2 separate regions of the Homo sapiens genome follow, and region 2 is linked to region 1. Evidence: read pairs that join two places in POLR2A ChIA-PET (ENCODE). Cell type or tissue: Caco-2. All regions are shown on one strand.

What was found. ChIA-PET counts read pairs that join two places held together with the same protein. Peaks named below come from ENCODE experiments on the same cell type or tissue, not always from the same donor. Only the 100,000 strongest peaks of a DNase experiment are listed, where the experiment ranks them.
Region 2: POLR2A ChIA-PET joins it to region 1 with 6 read pairs; 4 of 35 experiments call an interaction of 5 or more read pairs at or near these places.

Annotation. Positions count from the first base shown.
Region 1 is chr16:53,809,128-53,817,127 of GRCh38, reverse strand. It overlaps FTO (FTO alpha-ketoglutarate dependent dioxygenase), which reads right to left. Exons shown (of 9, transcript NM_001080432.3): 2 at 6,911-6,988. Among named protein-coding and RNA genes, the nearest start is that of FTO, 110 kb to the right of the region's middle. In Caco-2, no CTCF peak of the experiment used is centred here; DNase peaks (open chromatin) are centred at 3,557 and 4,037; H3K27me3 peaks cover 119 bases.
Region 2 is chr16:53,907,332-53,915,331 of GRCh38, reverse strand. The region is part of intron 7 of FTO (FTO alpha-ketoglutarate dependent dioxygenase); the gene reads right to left. Among named protein-coding and RNA genes, the nearest start is that of FTO-IT1, 130 kb to the left of the region's middle. RefSeq lists an enhancer at 1-1,043. In Caco-2, no CTCF peak of the experiment used is centred here; a DNase peak (open chromatin) is centred at 3,011.

The DNA.
Region 1 (8,000 bases):
CTGTATAAAGTGCCAGACATACAAGGATTAAAAGAAGATAGGTCCTATTTGACAGCATCTCATAATTTAACAGTATAAACCAAAATGGAAACCAAAAGAGAAGAATGTCCTACAATAGAAGTGTGAGTATACTGCTGTGGGAGCAGGGAATAATTGGGAAGGAAAAGCTGGAAAACCCTTAGGTACTGAATACATATGTATTGAGCACATACTATTTGCAAAGCACTTGGGTGCTGAGAATATGGAAGAGAGCGAAACGTCTATTTTCTCTCTAGAAGCTCATGTCCTAGCAAGGTGAGCCAGACAATAAGCATATAAATAAGTAAAATATACGGTATTTTAGATGATGATAAGTCTACGGGGAAAAATAAAGCCGAGAAAGTAGGATAGGGAGTGCTGGGGTAAGTATGCCTACTTTCCACAGGGTGGTAAGGGAAGGCCTCTAGATACAGTGACATCAGAGCAGAAGAAAGCAAGAAACAAGGATACAATATCTGCAGATGCCTGGGGGGATGAGAGAGTTCCAGGTTGAGGGAACATTCAGTGCAAAGGCCTTGGGGCAGGAGTGAGCTTGGTTTATTCCAGGAAGAGTAAAGTGCCAGAATAGGAAGAAAAGTGTGAGGGGGGGTGGGGAGTGGGCAGGGGCAGGAAATGAGGTGAGGGAAGCAGTTAGGAACCCAAGCATGTAGAGCTTTGTGGGTGCATGTCAGGTCCTAGGCTGATGGGAAGCTATTCAAGGGCTTTGAGCAAGAAAGTGTAATGAGCTGATTTATGTTTTCAAAGATCATTCCGGATGCTGTGTTAAACTAGACCAGGGGAAGGAGGCAGAACCAGTCAGGAGGCTGTTGCAACAGAGATGATGGCAGTTTTGGCCACGGTGTAAGAAGCAGAGGTGGTGAGAAGCAGTCAGATTTTTCATACATTTTAGAACAGAAGGGATTTTCTGAAGCCTTCACAGAACATGTAGTGTTTAAGTAAAGTCTTTAAGAGTAGATGCTCACCAGACAGAAAAGGGAAGAGAGTACTAGTGGGCACAAAGGCAAGGAAGGATAAGAGGGCACAGCAGAGTCAGGGTGGAACCAAGAACTCCCTATGACGAGAGTTTATGATTGGGCGCCATTTTAGGCCATGGGATGAGATTACACCAGAGAGGTAGTTTAGGGTCAGAAAGTCAATGGCAGCTGGGTGCAGTGGCTCACACCTGTAATCCCAGCACTTTGGGAGGCCGAGGCAGGCGGATCACTTGAGGTCAGGAGTTTGAGACCAGCCTGGCCAACAAGGCGAAACCCTGTTTCTACTAAAAATACAAAAATTGGCCAGGCATGGTGACGCGCGCCTGTAGTCCCAGCTATTCGGGAGGCTGAGGCAGGAGAATCGCTTGAACCTGGGAAGCGGAGGTTACAGTGAGCCAAGACCGCACCACTACATTCCAGTCTGGGTGACAGAGCGGGACTCTGTCTCAAAAAAAAAAAAAAAAAAAAAAAAAAAAAACAAGAAAGTCAATGGCCTTATAGGGTGGATATGCTGAGGAATTTGAACTTGATCTTGGAAGCAAAGGCGACTCAACAAAATTTATAAAACAAGGAGGTACAAGTCAGTTCTGATGGCACTGGGGAGGGCATGAGGAACGCTAATCAGGAGGATGCTAAAACTGCGGAGGCAGAAAGTGATCAATGTGGCCTACATAGTTGAGGCAGTGTCTGTGGGATGGAAAAAGAAAAAACAATTTGAGAGATTCTAAAGAGGTAAAACCACCAGGGACCCAGTGACTAAATGAGGGAAGAAAGCAATGGATAGAAGTTGAGGGTGGTGAGCTTTCTAATCTCAAGAATGGGACTAGGGGATACCGTTAGAGAAGAGGCTGAATGGGAAGAGCCTTGTAGAAAGAATCCTTATTAAAATGTAAGTGACATCCTGTCACGCTTTGCTCCAAGCCTTCTCATGCCTCCTCATCTCAGAGTAACCGCCAATGCTCTTCTTACAGAACTTACAGACTATAAGTTCTCGTATAACCGGGCCTCTCTCTCTCTCTCTCTCTCTCTCTGACCGTCTCCCCTGCTCTCACCAGCTGTCTCCCTCTGCTCCAGGTATGTTGGCCTCGGGTGCTTTTCCTGTCAAGTATACCTGAGGCTTTGCTGTTCTGTAGGCCCAGAACATTCTTCCAACAAGTATCTACATGGCTTGCTCCTACATCACCTGCCCCACAAGAAATAAGCTCAAAGAAGACACGAATCTCTTGTCAGTTTTCACAACTTCATTTCTAATGCCTAAAACAGTACCTGGCACAGAGTCGGGGAGTGAAATCCATTTGTTTAATGGAGTAAGTAACTTAATGAATATGAATCATGTTGAGTTAGATGTAGCTGGAAGACTTTCAGGTAGAGCCACTCCGTAGGCAGTTGGAAGTGGAGAGCTGGAGGTCACAGGGAGAGCTGGGATGGGGACAGAGGTCTGGAACCTTTGAGACAAGAGCAGAGTTATCTCAGAAGGATGAAGAGACACAAGGGAAGAGAGAAGCAGTATAGGACTTAAGAGTGGAGACCCAAAAGCCAACAGCCCAGACTTAAATCCTAGTCCCAACATATCCTGCACATAAGTCTTAAACAAATTTTTGAACCTCTCTGTCCCTCGGTTTCCTCATCTCTAAAATAGGGTTTTAGTAACACCTGTCTCAGAAGCATATAGCAAGATTTCAGTGAGCTCACACGTGTAATGCACTTAAAGTAGCAGCAGAACAACCTGGCACACAGCTAGCACACAATCAGTGACAGCAAGGGGGTTACTGAGGATGGTCTCATTTTCTTTGGATAAAAGGGGCTGCATTCATATTTCTGGAAGTCAGAGTTTGTTTTCTGACTATGTAATTCCTCGTTTCCTTGTGTTCCATGATGAGCTAACAGAAGTTCTCTCTGCTTTTCTGCTTTGACCCTTGGTGGTTTGGTTTTGCTTTTCTCTACGGTCCTATTAAAAGAAACTGCAAAACTTCTCTGAAGGTGTTTTGAATTGGAGCATGGTAGACCAAGAGGTGGACAATACAGCAGAAAGAGCATGGGCCTTCAGAGTCAGACAAATATGGGCTGAACTCCAGCTCTCCCACTCAGATAACTAACTTAGTCTCTCCTGATTTCCTCCTTTTTTAATCTTGTTATGAGAGGCAGGCTGAACTCCAATTCCTGGGCTCAAATGATCCTCCCACCTCAGCCTCCCAAGTAGGTGGAACTTACAGTTGTGCCTGGTTCCTCTCTTGATTTCTAAAACAGAAATACCTACCTCAAGTACCTCAAGCCTGAAGAAAAGTAGTTGCTGAATACAATGAATGAGGCTGTTGTGGGGATTGCATGTGAGAGCATGCATAAAACATGTAGCACAAAGCCTAGCACACTGTAAGGATCAATCGACAGACCCAAAATGGAAGCTGAACAGACTCCTGTGTTTATGACTGGCAGCTGGATTGGCATTCCTGTGGTGAGGGCCTGTTTAAGGGACCCAGTGTCAGGTCTGAACTTTCTATTTACTCATGTCATTAAAAAGTATTTTCACTTCATCTTTTAAGAGAAGAGGTTTACTTTTACTAAGGTTTTATTGAAGTACTAAGCCTTCCTAGAAGGTGTACTTTGGCCAGGCGCAGTGGCTCACACCTCTAATCCCAGCACTTTGGGAGGCCGAGGCAGGTGGATAATGTGAGGTCAGGAGTTTGAGACCAGCCTGGCCAACATGGTGAAACCCCATCTCTACTAAACTTACAAAAATTAGGCAGGCATGGTGGCAGGTGCCTGTAATCCCAGCTACTCAGGAGGCTGAGGCAGGAGAATCGCTTGAATCTGGGAGGCAGAGGTTGCAGTGAGCTGATATTGCACCACTGCACTCCAGCCTGGGCAACAGAGTGAGATGCTGTCTCAAAAAAAAAAAAAGAAAAGAAAAACAGCAAGGTGCACTTAGAGTGATTAGATATTAGTATCAGGGTTTGTTGCGGGCCTTGGAAAGATAACAGAGAAGTCTTGATAGTTGTTCTGTTTGCATTTGGGTTTCCTTTTATCCCTCAGTGGATGGCTGGTTCAGAGCACAGTGGGCTGATAACCTTTTGTATCTCATTCTTCCTGTACCATTTTCACACGACAAAAGCTGAAATGGCTTGGCAGTTGCTTTGTGACAATGCATGTAATCATGCACCAGAAGGCTTATAGCTATGAAAATTTAGTAAGCATTTCAGAACTAATTGCATTTTTGTGGGTTTACCTGTCTTAAGGGTACTTTTAAAAATTATTTTTTCCCTGATTGCAAAAGAATATACCTTCACTGCAGATAATCTGGAAAACTGGGAAAGTTCAAAAGAGAACACCCACCCTATCACTATGCAGTATGACATTTCTGTACACATCTGTCAAATCTTTCCAGATGCCAAATCCCTGGGGAAGTGTGTACGTGTGTAGAAGCAAAATTCAAATCATACTAAACTCATTATTATTATATATAACTGGTTTTCCAAATTAACTATTGGGTGCATGCATTGAAGCAAACTCATTCAGCACCTGATAGGTACCCGGCACTGAACGAAGTACAGAGGATAAGGGAAGCCAGCACACACAAAAATTCATTACAATTAAGTGAGATTAATGCCAGATGTGATGGCTCATGCCTGTAATCCTAGCACTTTGGGACGCCAAATCACTTGAGGTCAGGAGTTCGAGACCAGCCTGGCCAACATGGTGAAACCATGTCTCTACTAAAAATATAAAAATTAGCCAGATGCACTTGCTTGAACCCAGGAGGCAGAGGGTGCAGTGAGCTCAGATCGCGCCACTGCACTCCAGCCTGCACACAACACAGCTAGACTCTATCTCAAAAAAAAAAAAAAATTAAGTGAGATTAAGTGCTGATAAAGGTATAGATAAAGTATGAGAGGAAGCAGAGACAACTCTCTGGTTGTAGAGGTGTCAGGGAAGCTTCCTACAGGAGATGACATATGAGCTGTTACTAACAGGTAACACAGAAGTTCACCAAGGAAACAAGAGACAGGCTGGGCATGGTGGGTCATGCCTGTAACCCCAGCACTTTGTGAGCCCAAGGTGTGTGGATCGCTTGAGCTCAGGAGTTCAAGACCAGTCTGGGCAGCATGGTGAAACCCTGTCTCTACAAAAATACAAAAAATTAGCCAGGCGTGGTGGCACATGCCAGTGGTCTCAGCTACTTGGGAGGCTGAGGTGGGAGAATCGCATGGGCCCAGGGGGCAGAGGTTGCAGTGAATCCAGATTACACCACTGCATTCCAGTCTGGGTGACAGAGTGAGATCCTCTGTCAAAAAATAAAAAAAAAGAAGAGACAGATAAAGAGAAGGAGGTACGTCAGCAGAGGACGTAGCAAGAAGGCCCCAAAGATGAAACTCATAGCAAATTTAAAGTACTGCAAAAATCCAGTGTGGATAAAAGGTGTAAGAGCAGGGGAGATGAGGCTGAAAATGTAGGAGCCAGTCAATGATGTGGGATTTGAAGCAGAGGGTTGCCATGCTCAGATTTACATCTTGGTTAGAAAATACTATAGCTTCAAGGATGAAGGGGGGCAAAGAGGAAAACTAGACAGACCTATAAGAGGACTGACAGTGAAGAGGAAAGATGGTGCAGATCAAATGGGAATGGAGATAAGAGACAGTGGCCTAGAAATAATATTGAGCTAGAAGTCACAGAAATCATATTGACCTGGATTCTAGATGGGTAAAGTCCTTCCTTCCTCTCTTCCTTCCTTGGTTACTGATGGTCAGCTATGTACATGCAGGTGCTAGAGATACAAAGATGCTGTGACCTAATTCCTATTCTGATTTTCACGGCAACCCTCTGCTTCAAGACTTCACATTGTAGTAGGAAAAAAGAGGTGAAAATTTATTATTTTTACATGCCCAGAGGGCCTACTCTTCCTTCTTTGGAAACAGGACTCTGATTTTCCTTTGGGAGAGCCACCCATGTCTAACTCACATAGTGCATACAGTTTGGTGGGAGTACTCTCACTCCAACCCCACTCCAAGAGTAGGTGCATGAACTAGGCTGGGCAAACAGGAGCATTTGACTCTCCTGAACATGATGACTAGTTCAGTAATAAGCACATGACTCCAACCAGGCCAACAGGATTACTTCCTGGATAATTTGATGGAACCAGGGAAAAAGAACTCACTAACTTTTTCTAAGATCCCAGATGCCAAAGGCCACATACCCCTTGGGCTGTCAGAGTCCTGCTATGCTCTCAGATGAGAGCCTATTGAGCATGAGATCACACTGAGGAAAGCTAAGCCAAGAAAAATAGGAAAAAACAGTGATCGGGTGACATCTTTTGTAAAGTTGGATTTAGCCATGTACTCCTAGACTTCTAAGGCAAGTCAATAAATTCCCCTTATTTTTTGCCACTGTGAGTTTGATTTGGGTTTTTGTCATTTGTAATTGAAACAGTGGTGTCTAATTCAGAGACAGAGACACGGAATTCTGTAATTGCAATACCATGTGCTAGGTGGTATAGAGTTATTTACCGGGAGTGCAATCAACTTGACTTGTAGGTAGGGTAAGCTGGGAAAATGTTCACAAAGGAGGTGATGTTTAACTGAACTCTTGAAGAATTAGCCATCTGCAACAGGATAAGGAGCAAAAGGAAGGAGGAGGAGCTAGGCAGAAGAAACAGCATGAGCAGAGGCAAGGAAGTGTGGAATGTCCGAGGAAATAAAAACAGTCACTATGCTAAAGCATTAAATTCACAGCAAAAAGCCGATTCTGAAGAAATGTACATGCTCTGTAGGCCATGAGAAGTCATGGGTGATCTAATTTGACCTTTTCACCTGTCATTTAACCTCTCTAGCCCAGCTTCCTCATAGGTAAAATAAGGTTGATCAGAACACATCACTGAAACTGATAAAAATATTAAAATACCTTACCTGCTGATAGAATTCATCATCTTTGGGGGTCAGATAAGGGAGCCAAGTGTCTTCAAGCTCTTCAAGAAGCCTCAGTTTCTGTTTGAAAATAATAATTACATATAAGTGAATATGCAATAACCCAAAGTAAGACACTCTCTTATTTTTCCAATAAGAGAATACAAACAAATTTTAGCCAACTTTGAATTTATAATCTTTTAGAGATAGAAATTAGTCAAATCTCAATTATAAAATATATTAATTAAATTACATACATCTTTTTTTTTCTTTTCTTTTAGAGACAGAGTCTCGCTCTGTCACCTTGGCTGGAATACAGTGGTGTGATCACAACTCACTATAACATCAAACTCCTGGGCTCAAGTGATCCTCCCATCTCATCCTCCCAAGTAGCTGGGACTACAGCGGTGCCACCATGCTTGGATAATTGTCTTTATTTTTAGTAGGGACAAGGTCTCGCTATGTTGCCCAGGCTGGTCTCAAACTTCTGGCCTCAAGCAATCCTCCCACCTTGGCCTCCTACAGTGCTGGGATTACAGGCATGAGTCATGGCACCCAGTCAATTACATATATACTAAATTACACACGGTATGAAGCATAAATTTAGAAATAATTTTATTCACTCTCACATTTCATGAGACAATTTGATTCACTCTTCACATGTATTGTTGACAACCGGGTCTTTTTCATCACTAGAGTCAGCTTACAACTCATCCAACACAGTTTTCCAGAGCAAACGCCTGTCTGTATAATCTGCTTGAGACATAGTAGCTTGTAAATCCTTTTATGGTACTATCACTGGAAATACCAAACCAAGCCACAAGTATCCATTTGCATAATGTCAGCATATGTGGAAGAGTTATTCATCTTGTAAACATTTATTTGAGATCATATCCACTTACGGTATTGCTTTTTTAGAGTGATCTATCATCTCTACAATAATTAATAAATCTGTGTTAAACATCTTTGTTTCTTCTCTTTTCCAATTCCATGAAGCAGCCTTTTTAAGCACTCAAAGCCAGCATTGTCTGAGGCTGTTTCAAGAGACTATGTTTTCCCCAAACAGTACTGTGCTATTCAAACAAAGTAACTG
Region 2 (8,000 bases), 98 kb before region 1:
GCATTTGTGATTTCATGGTTCACTATAGTAACAGGTGCTGTGATAAACAGGAATGTAAAGTGTTAAAAAGAAAGAAGGGATCACTTCAGAGACATTAAGCAGCTTTAAACACTGACAGCAGAAAGGGAAAATTTTTAAGCAATTTGGTTGGGTCAGTAAAAAGTAACACAGGTCAAAGGAACAAAATGGTCCCCCAAAATTCTGCCCATTGATAAGTAAGCATACCGTCTTATGGTTGGGTGCACAAGGCAAAAGCTAAACAACTGTTGTATGGAAACAAAAATATGCTCTCTTTGTGGCTCTTTTACAATAAGTTGCTTCAGCTTGGTGAACGCTTGGGGCCCCCATTCTCCCTGTAGACATGGCTGGGGTATACATTAATGAAAACAAAAGGGTCCATTTTCATTGTAACCATGCAGAAGGGTTAAGCATTTGACCTTCAAGTATGGTGCGCTTGTGCTCAGTGGAAAGGTTCTTGACAATATAAACAAGAATTACTGCTGTTAGAGAAAGGAAACACAATTAAAAACAATCTCAGATGCTTGTTGTACAGCTGTTCAAGTTTCAGCTCTGTCTGACCTCTAAGGATGCTACATGTTTAACGGAGACAATTTAAGATATTTTAGTGAGTCCCTTAAGCATTCGCCATGGCCGTCCTTCCACACGGGAATACCTATCCTTAAACACAAAGCGCTTTTCCAGTAATGAGATTTTACGCTGTGGGGTTTACCCTTAAAGCCATTTTGCCTTCCCAATCTGTCCTCCTCTTGCTATCTGACCACCCTGAGAAGTTGCCACAGACCAGATCTTATAGGGACTTGACAGGAGGCAGGAATGTTTGACTTTAGAGAGTACAATTCTTTAAAAATAGTTTGTATTTTTAAAGCAAAATCTTGTAACTTACTTTCCAAAAAAAGACGTTACTGAAGAAAAGTTTCTATTCTGTTAAACAATTATTTATCTGCAAAAAAAAAATTATTTCAACAAAAATGCAGTCATTTATTTCCAATGTGTGAAAGAGAAAGCACTGAGAACTCCGAAACAGAATTTGAAACAGGACAAAAAAAAAAAGAAAAAAGAAAGAAAGAAGAAGTATTTCTTCTAAGACATCACAGGAGATGGTTTTAAAAGAAACAGAAATGCTAAAGTCCAAGCTGAGGCAAACCACTGTCTTCCTGTCTTTTGATCTTCTTCGAGTCAGCAAAAGGCTCTGAAACTCTTCCACAAATAAGAGAGTCCCTGGGAAGTGATCGTGAGAAGACGCTGTCCTCCACTGGGGCAGGACAATGCGAGAAGGCCGAGGGACTGTGGCCAGGGCCTATGACCAGCTTTTTTTTTTTTTTTTCTTTTTTTGAGACAGAGCCTCACTCTGCCGCCCAAGCCGGAGTGCAGTGGTGTGGTCTCGGCTCACAGCAGCCTCCGCCCCCAGGGTTCCAGCAATTCTCCTGCCTCAGCCTCCTGGGTAGCTGGGATTACAGGCATGCGCCACCACACCCAGCTAATTTTTGTATTTTTAGTAGAGATAGGGTTTCACCATGTTGGCCAAGCTGGTCTTGAACTCCTGACCTCAGGTGATCCACCCACCTCAGACTCCCAAAGTGCTAGGATTACAGGCATGAGCCACTGCGCCAGGTCTACGAGTGGCTTTAAATGAACAAACCATGGCCGCCTACCCCAGACTTGAGGTGATACTTCCTACTTCTCAGGAAGAAAGGAAGTCATAGCGAGGTGAAACAAAGGCAAGAGACAGGCCAAATCTCATAAAGAGCAAGGCACAGGGAAAGTTTTGCTTGTCAAATACACTTTAATCTCTAAAGTCACTGGGCTTTGATGTTGCCCCCAACAGAAAACCTACATGGTTTGCAAGATTTACAGCATTTCTAGTGGGAACAGTTTCATGCTCCAGGGTTTTTCCTTCAGAGATTAAGGTTTATTTTATCCCTGATGTTCAATGTGTCTGACTGTAAGAGCCTCATCAGAGACAAGGACATTCTCCTGCCCTCTGACTCATCAAATACACCAAACTTTTATTCATCAAATCAAATTCGCTTTTCAGGGAACAAAGCTGCTGGAGATGATCCAAACTGTGGGGTAATCACCGTCATTCTGACAAGACAGAAGTGTTTCTTTTGCATAGAGTCAGCTCCTAAGGGAGATGATAAAAACTGGCTAAAAATGGCTACACTAATCTCTATATTATAAAAGACCACACAATTCATTGCTTAAGTTGAAATGAGGCAAAGCAAAATAGAAGGGGGAAGAAAGAAACAAATTACCACCACTGCCCATACATCAAAGAAAATCTACCACAAAACCCCCAGCTCTCAGATAATTATAAGTCACACAGAACAGAAGCAGTTTACAAAGGCCACTTGAGGCACAGTTCACTGGAAGGAACTCTTCGTATTTCCACTAACACTTCTTTCTTGAACAAGCTGCATCTTCTTCTGACCTCAAGGTGAGGCCTGACTTGTAAGGATAATATATACTAGGCTAAGAAGCTGGTAGTAAATTTCAACTGGATGGCGTATCAGACTTAATTAATCCCAGCACTACCCAGGAAAATGGTAGGTGGAATCGCAGAACAAATGTGCCTGGATGTTGAGAGATCTACTTCTCATCTAAGCATCATGGCCAGCAGAAATGAACCGGTGAACAAGTCATGTCCTGGTTCTCAAAATCCCCATTAAGAAGAGGCTCCAACCTCAACATTCCCCATGCAATCTGTTGATGATGATTCTACGGCGAGTGGGAACCATTTGCTTTTATCAAAACAAAAGGCAAAACAAGAAAGAATTTCCCCACACTCCTCTCTAAATACACAAGCTTAATAGAAAAGAAGTCTATTCACTTCTAGGAATGGAAAACATAAACAAACCCCTTTGGTGTAGTATTCATAATGATGCTAATGGAAGACACTCCTTTTTCACTGACGCATGTCAGTGCATCTCTGAAGTTAACACATAAAACCACAAAACACGCCAGGGAGGGGAAGAGGCTCATCTGATACCAGCAAGTGATTAGCAGAGGCTAAAGTGTTACCCAGGTATCTGGACTTCTGACTCACAACCCTCCTAGAGATTACTCCTGGAGGTTGCCTTAGGACACAGGTAACTGTAAGTGAGGTTTTACTCTAAATTGAACAATTTGATCCTTCTCCTAGTACCCCCAGCTATACTGTAATAATGCCCAACCATTTTCCTCTGTTTTTCCACAACAGACACACACTTGTGAAATAAGGAAGGTATGTTTGTCCCTTTGGGGGACAGTTTCTTCCATGCAATTTGCAACAAAATGCACCTTGGATTTTAAAAGAGCTATCCTGTAGTTACGATATTGATTTTTCATTTTGCTCCACAAATACTACCACAACTTTATAACTGATATACAGCATTAACAGTTTCCTTGGCCTTAGAGACCAAATTAATCACAAAATCAACAATCTGTTTTTATGCCACAGAGTTCAATTTTCGTTTTCAACATAAATTGCAAAACCACGGCCAGAGCCCAGTGCAATTTTAGAGATGCATTGCTAAATTGCCTCCCATTTGTGATTTAATACAACAAAGGTTTTGCAAATTAAAATGTTTAAGGCTTTAGGTTAGCCTGTATTTAGTCAGCTACCAGGCAACTGAATGTTTACAGGCTGATTTCTGGAGAACAGAGTAAAGCTAGCTGGGATACCACATGTCTGGCTACAGTGCACTTCCTCTCAGGAACCTCCAGGTTGACCTGTAAACATCAGTGCCACACAGAATGGTTTCTGAGAAATGTCTCCTCAGATCAGATGACACAAATGCATCTATAGATTCACCTATCTTCCCCCACCTTGTCCTCCTGTCCTTACCATTCTACTGAAATTCTTCCCATGATGAATGCAACGGTATGGCCACTTCTTAACTTCCCTGCAGGGTTCGACACTATTACATTCGCTGACTTTCCTCCACTCCATTCTACCACCTACTCCTGGTCCTCTTCTCACCTCTCTCGCTGCTATCTCTGGCTGTTCCACTGACTGTTCTGCGCCTGTCCTTCAGACTAGGTCACCCTACTTTGTTCTCCTTTACTCTTGAAACTACATTCTCTCTTACTCACTCCAATCGCTCAGCCACTGTCTCTGTGGAGATGCCTGCCATGTGCTAAGTGCTTTCAAGCCTGAGTTAACATATGAGAGAACACTGCCTGGCACATGATAGGCATGAAAGGAATGCCTACTGCAGACATAAATCAAACTCCCAAATCTACGCTTGGCTCTGACGTCTCTACCAAGTTCCAAACTGGTATTTTCAGCTCTTCTGAGATGTTCGGTATACCGGCTGCTCAAACTCATTTGCCCCTAAACTTCCTTCTTGGGTGTAGCTCAGTAAATGGTATCACCATCCATCTAATAACTAAGACTAGAAGAAATCTTGTAAAATTGCCTGTGACTTCATCATCTCTCAGCTCTGTCATCCAGACTGATGGTGAATTCTATGTACCTATCTAAAAACAAAACAGGCTGGGTGCAGTGGCTCACACCTGTAATCCCAGCACTTTGGGACGTCGAGGCAGGCGGATCCCCTGAGGTCAGGAGTTTGACACTAGCCTGGCCAACATGGCGAAACCTCGTCTCTACTAAAATTACGAAAATTAGCCAAGCATGGTGGTGCGCATCTGTAATACCACTACTTGGGAGGCTGAGGCAGGAGGATTACTTGAACCTGGGAGGCGGAGGTTGCAGTGAGCAGAGATCACACCACTGCACTCCAGCCTAAGTGACACAGTAAGACTGAGTCTCAAACTAACAATCAACAAAAACTCTGAATTTACCACCCCTTTTAATTCCCTCCAATTATTGCCCTGGTTCAGAACCTCATAATTTTGCAGCAAAATTTTTGCAGCAGGTCCCCATGCCTCCAGCCTCTCCTCTCTAGTCTATCCACAATGCTGCTACCAGTTCTAATTTTGAAGAATGGGTCGATTGGATCACTTTCCTACTCAAAAATCTTTGAATCCAGCTCCAACCACTGTCTCCAGAACAAAGGCCAAATTTCTAAGTGTATCATTCAAAGCTCTTCATCAGCTGGCCCCATTCTCCCCCCTCTACTTGTTCTCTAGTTCTACCCCACCTAGGTACCGGAAGTACTGGTTACAAGGCACCACATACTTTTCTGCAAATATGCCCTACTAACGTTACAGAGCCATCCCTCTTGTGCCTATTGTTTGTACTGTCTAAAATGGGCTCCGTCCCAACCTGGGGAACAAAGTGAGACCCCATCTCCACAAATAATAAATTAGCCGGGCATAGTAGCTAGACTGTGTGGTGGTAGAGCTATACTTCCAGCTATTTGGGAGGCTGAGGCAGGAGGAGCGCTTGAGCCCAGGAGTTCGAGGCTGCAGTAAGCTATGATTATACCACTGTACTCTAGTCTAAATGACAGAGCAAGATCCTGTCCCTTAAAAAAAATTGTTTAAAAAAAGAGGCTCTCAGCTGGGCGTGGTGGCTCACACCTGTAATCCCAGCACTCTGGAAAGCCAATGCGGGCGGATCACCTGAGGTCAGGAGTTCGAGACCAGCCTGGCCAACATGGTGAAACCCTGTCTCTACCAAAAATACAAAAATTAGCCGAGCGTGGTGGCGGGCACCTGTAATCCCAGCTACTTGGGAAGCTGAGGCAGAAGAATCGCTTGAACCTGGGAGGCGGAGGCTGCAGTGAGCCATGATTGCACCACTGCACTCCAGCCTGGGTGACAGAGTGAGACTCTGTCTCAAAAAAAAGGCTCTGTCTCAAAAAAAAAAAAAAAAAAAAAAAAAAAAAAGGCGGGGCTCTCTGTCCCTCTTTTTCACCCACCAAATCTCTGCCTGTTAAAATCTAATTCACCTTTCAAGGCACAATTGAAAGGCACTCCTCTTCCATAAAGTCTTGCCCAGTTTTCTGAATCTGACTTCTGTTCTCTGCAGCACCCTCAGAACATGTATTTTCTACCCCCTCATTTGCCACTGCACATCATGCCTTATTCATGTATATGTCTGTTACATGTGCTAACACACATGTGAGCAGCACAAGGGCAGCAACTCTGTTTTCTCAAATGTTCGACACCTTAAACCTTTAAAAAAATTTAATAACAGTTTGTTAGACTGGACTGAGGACTTCCCTGGACTTTGAGCCCCGCTGGTAGATGCCTGCTGAATATGAACTGTACTTTTTCAAAAGATAACAGACTCTACTGGAAGAGGATGGAACAATTAGGAAATGGCAAACTGGGCATCATCCCAGGCCTGCTAGGAAAAGCAAGAGGGATATGGGATGCTCAGAGAAGGATGCTGAGTTATCTTAATTTCAGCCCACAGAGAAAACAAATGAACATTTTCTTGGGGACTCAAAGGTTACCACATTTCTCCCTCATGCTCAAGACATGTTTATAAACACAGAAGGCTATAATAGAACTCACATGAGAAACGATACTCAACTTTAGCAAGTGTTTACATTCTCATCAGGACAACAAATCACTTCTCACCAGGAGATTCCAACTCAGTCAGCATGAAGATTCTTGTACGTGGGCCAAGGGGGATCTACCCTGGGCCAGAAAACCTCCTGGCCCTTCAGGCCGGATTGTGACTCTAGGCACCAACACAAGAAGAATAAGAAAGTGGCATCTCAATGACAATTCCAAACCCACTGTCCACATTCTGCATGGCTCTGAAGTGCCAAAGTACCCACGGGCCATGACAGGTACTGATTTGTCACAAGACTGCCAACCTAGACAGGCACAGGGCAATATCAAAGAGGATGGCACCAGACCTTCCTGACAGGAAAAGGCTGGTAGCCAAGGTCCCCAAAGTTTCTTATATCTGGCAAAAGAAGGAACGATGTGCCGACCCCCAGGAACCTGGACCTTTCTTAACATCTGAGGTCAATAATATTTGGAAGATAATGAAATTAGGAAGGGAGAATGACAGAGGCCATAACTGAGGTTCTGCCAGAGGCAACATCCCAAAAGAATAATTCCTGTCAATTCACTCACCTGCTCATCATTTGTTAATAACTAGACAATGGCTTTACTACGAGTTTGCATGCAATGGTTGGACATTTTAGACTTGCCCCTGACAACGAAAATCTGACAAGGGATGTCTTATTGCAGATAATAGGACCTAAATTAATCCCATGGAATTGGCTCATATTCCAATAATTTGGAGAATCTATACAAAGAAACTGCATGGCCATTTACATTCTATTTTACAATATGATCAACAATTCTCAGTTCTTTGTCAAGGGATGGTTAATAAGATTCACAAATTATATGACCAAAAACCACTTCAGCAACTTTAATGTCTCTAGCAGCACTGGACCTTCACGAAACAGGTAAGTACTCTCAAACTCTATCTGCCATAGAATCTCAGTGCCTCCAGAATAAAGCTTGAGCTCTCAAGCATGGCTTTCATGAGAGTAATGGTAAAGTATAGTGCAGGGACCTGATCTAGTCAGACAGATCAAGGGAGTCTGGACTGAGGAAGGAGTAATTGAGCTGGTATCTTAAAAGTGAGTAGAAATATATTCCTCTCTTGGTGAGAGAAGACATTCCAGGAAGAACAAATGACGTGTGCAAAGGCCCTGAAGAAGAAGGGAGCATGATGTGATTAGACTGATTGAGAAAGGGCCATTGTGGTAGGAATACAGGGAGTGAAGGGGTTGGAGGAAAGGTGAGGAGGAAAAGATGGGCTGAGGATAAAGGACAGACAGTCCCTGACTTATGACAGTTTGACTTATGATGGTTTGTCTGACTTACAATTTTTCAACTTTACTAGGGTGCAAAAGCTATATGCACACAGTAGAAACCATACTTTGAATTTTGCATTTCTATCATTGGCCAGGTTAGCGACACACAGTCCCATACTCTCTCACGATGCTGGGCTGTGGCAGAGAGTTTGTGCTCCCCGTCAGCCAAGCTACCATGAGGGCAAACCACCAATACTGTACTCTACAGTGTACTGTATTCAATAAATTACATGAGATATCCAA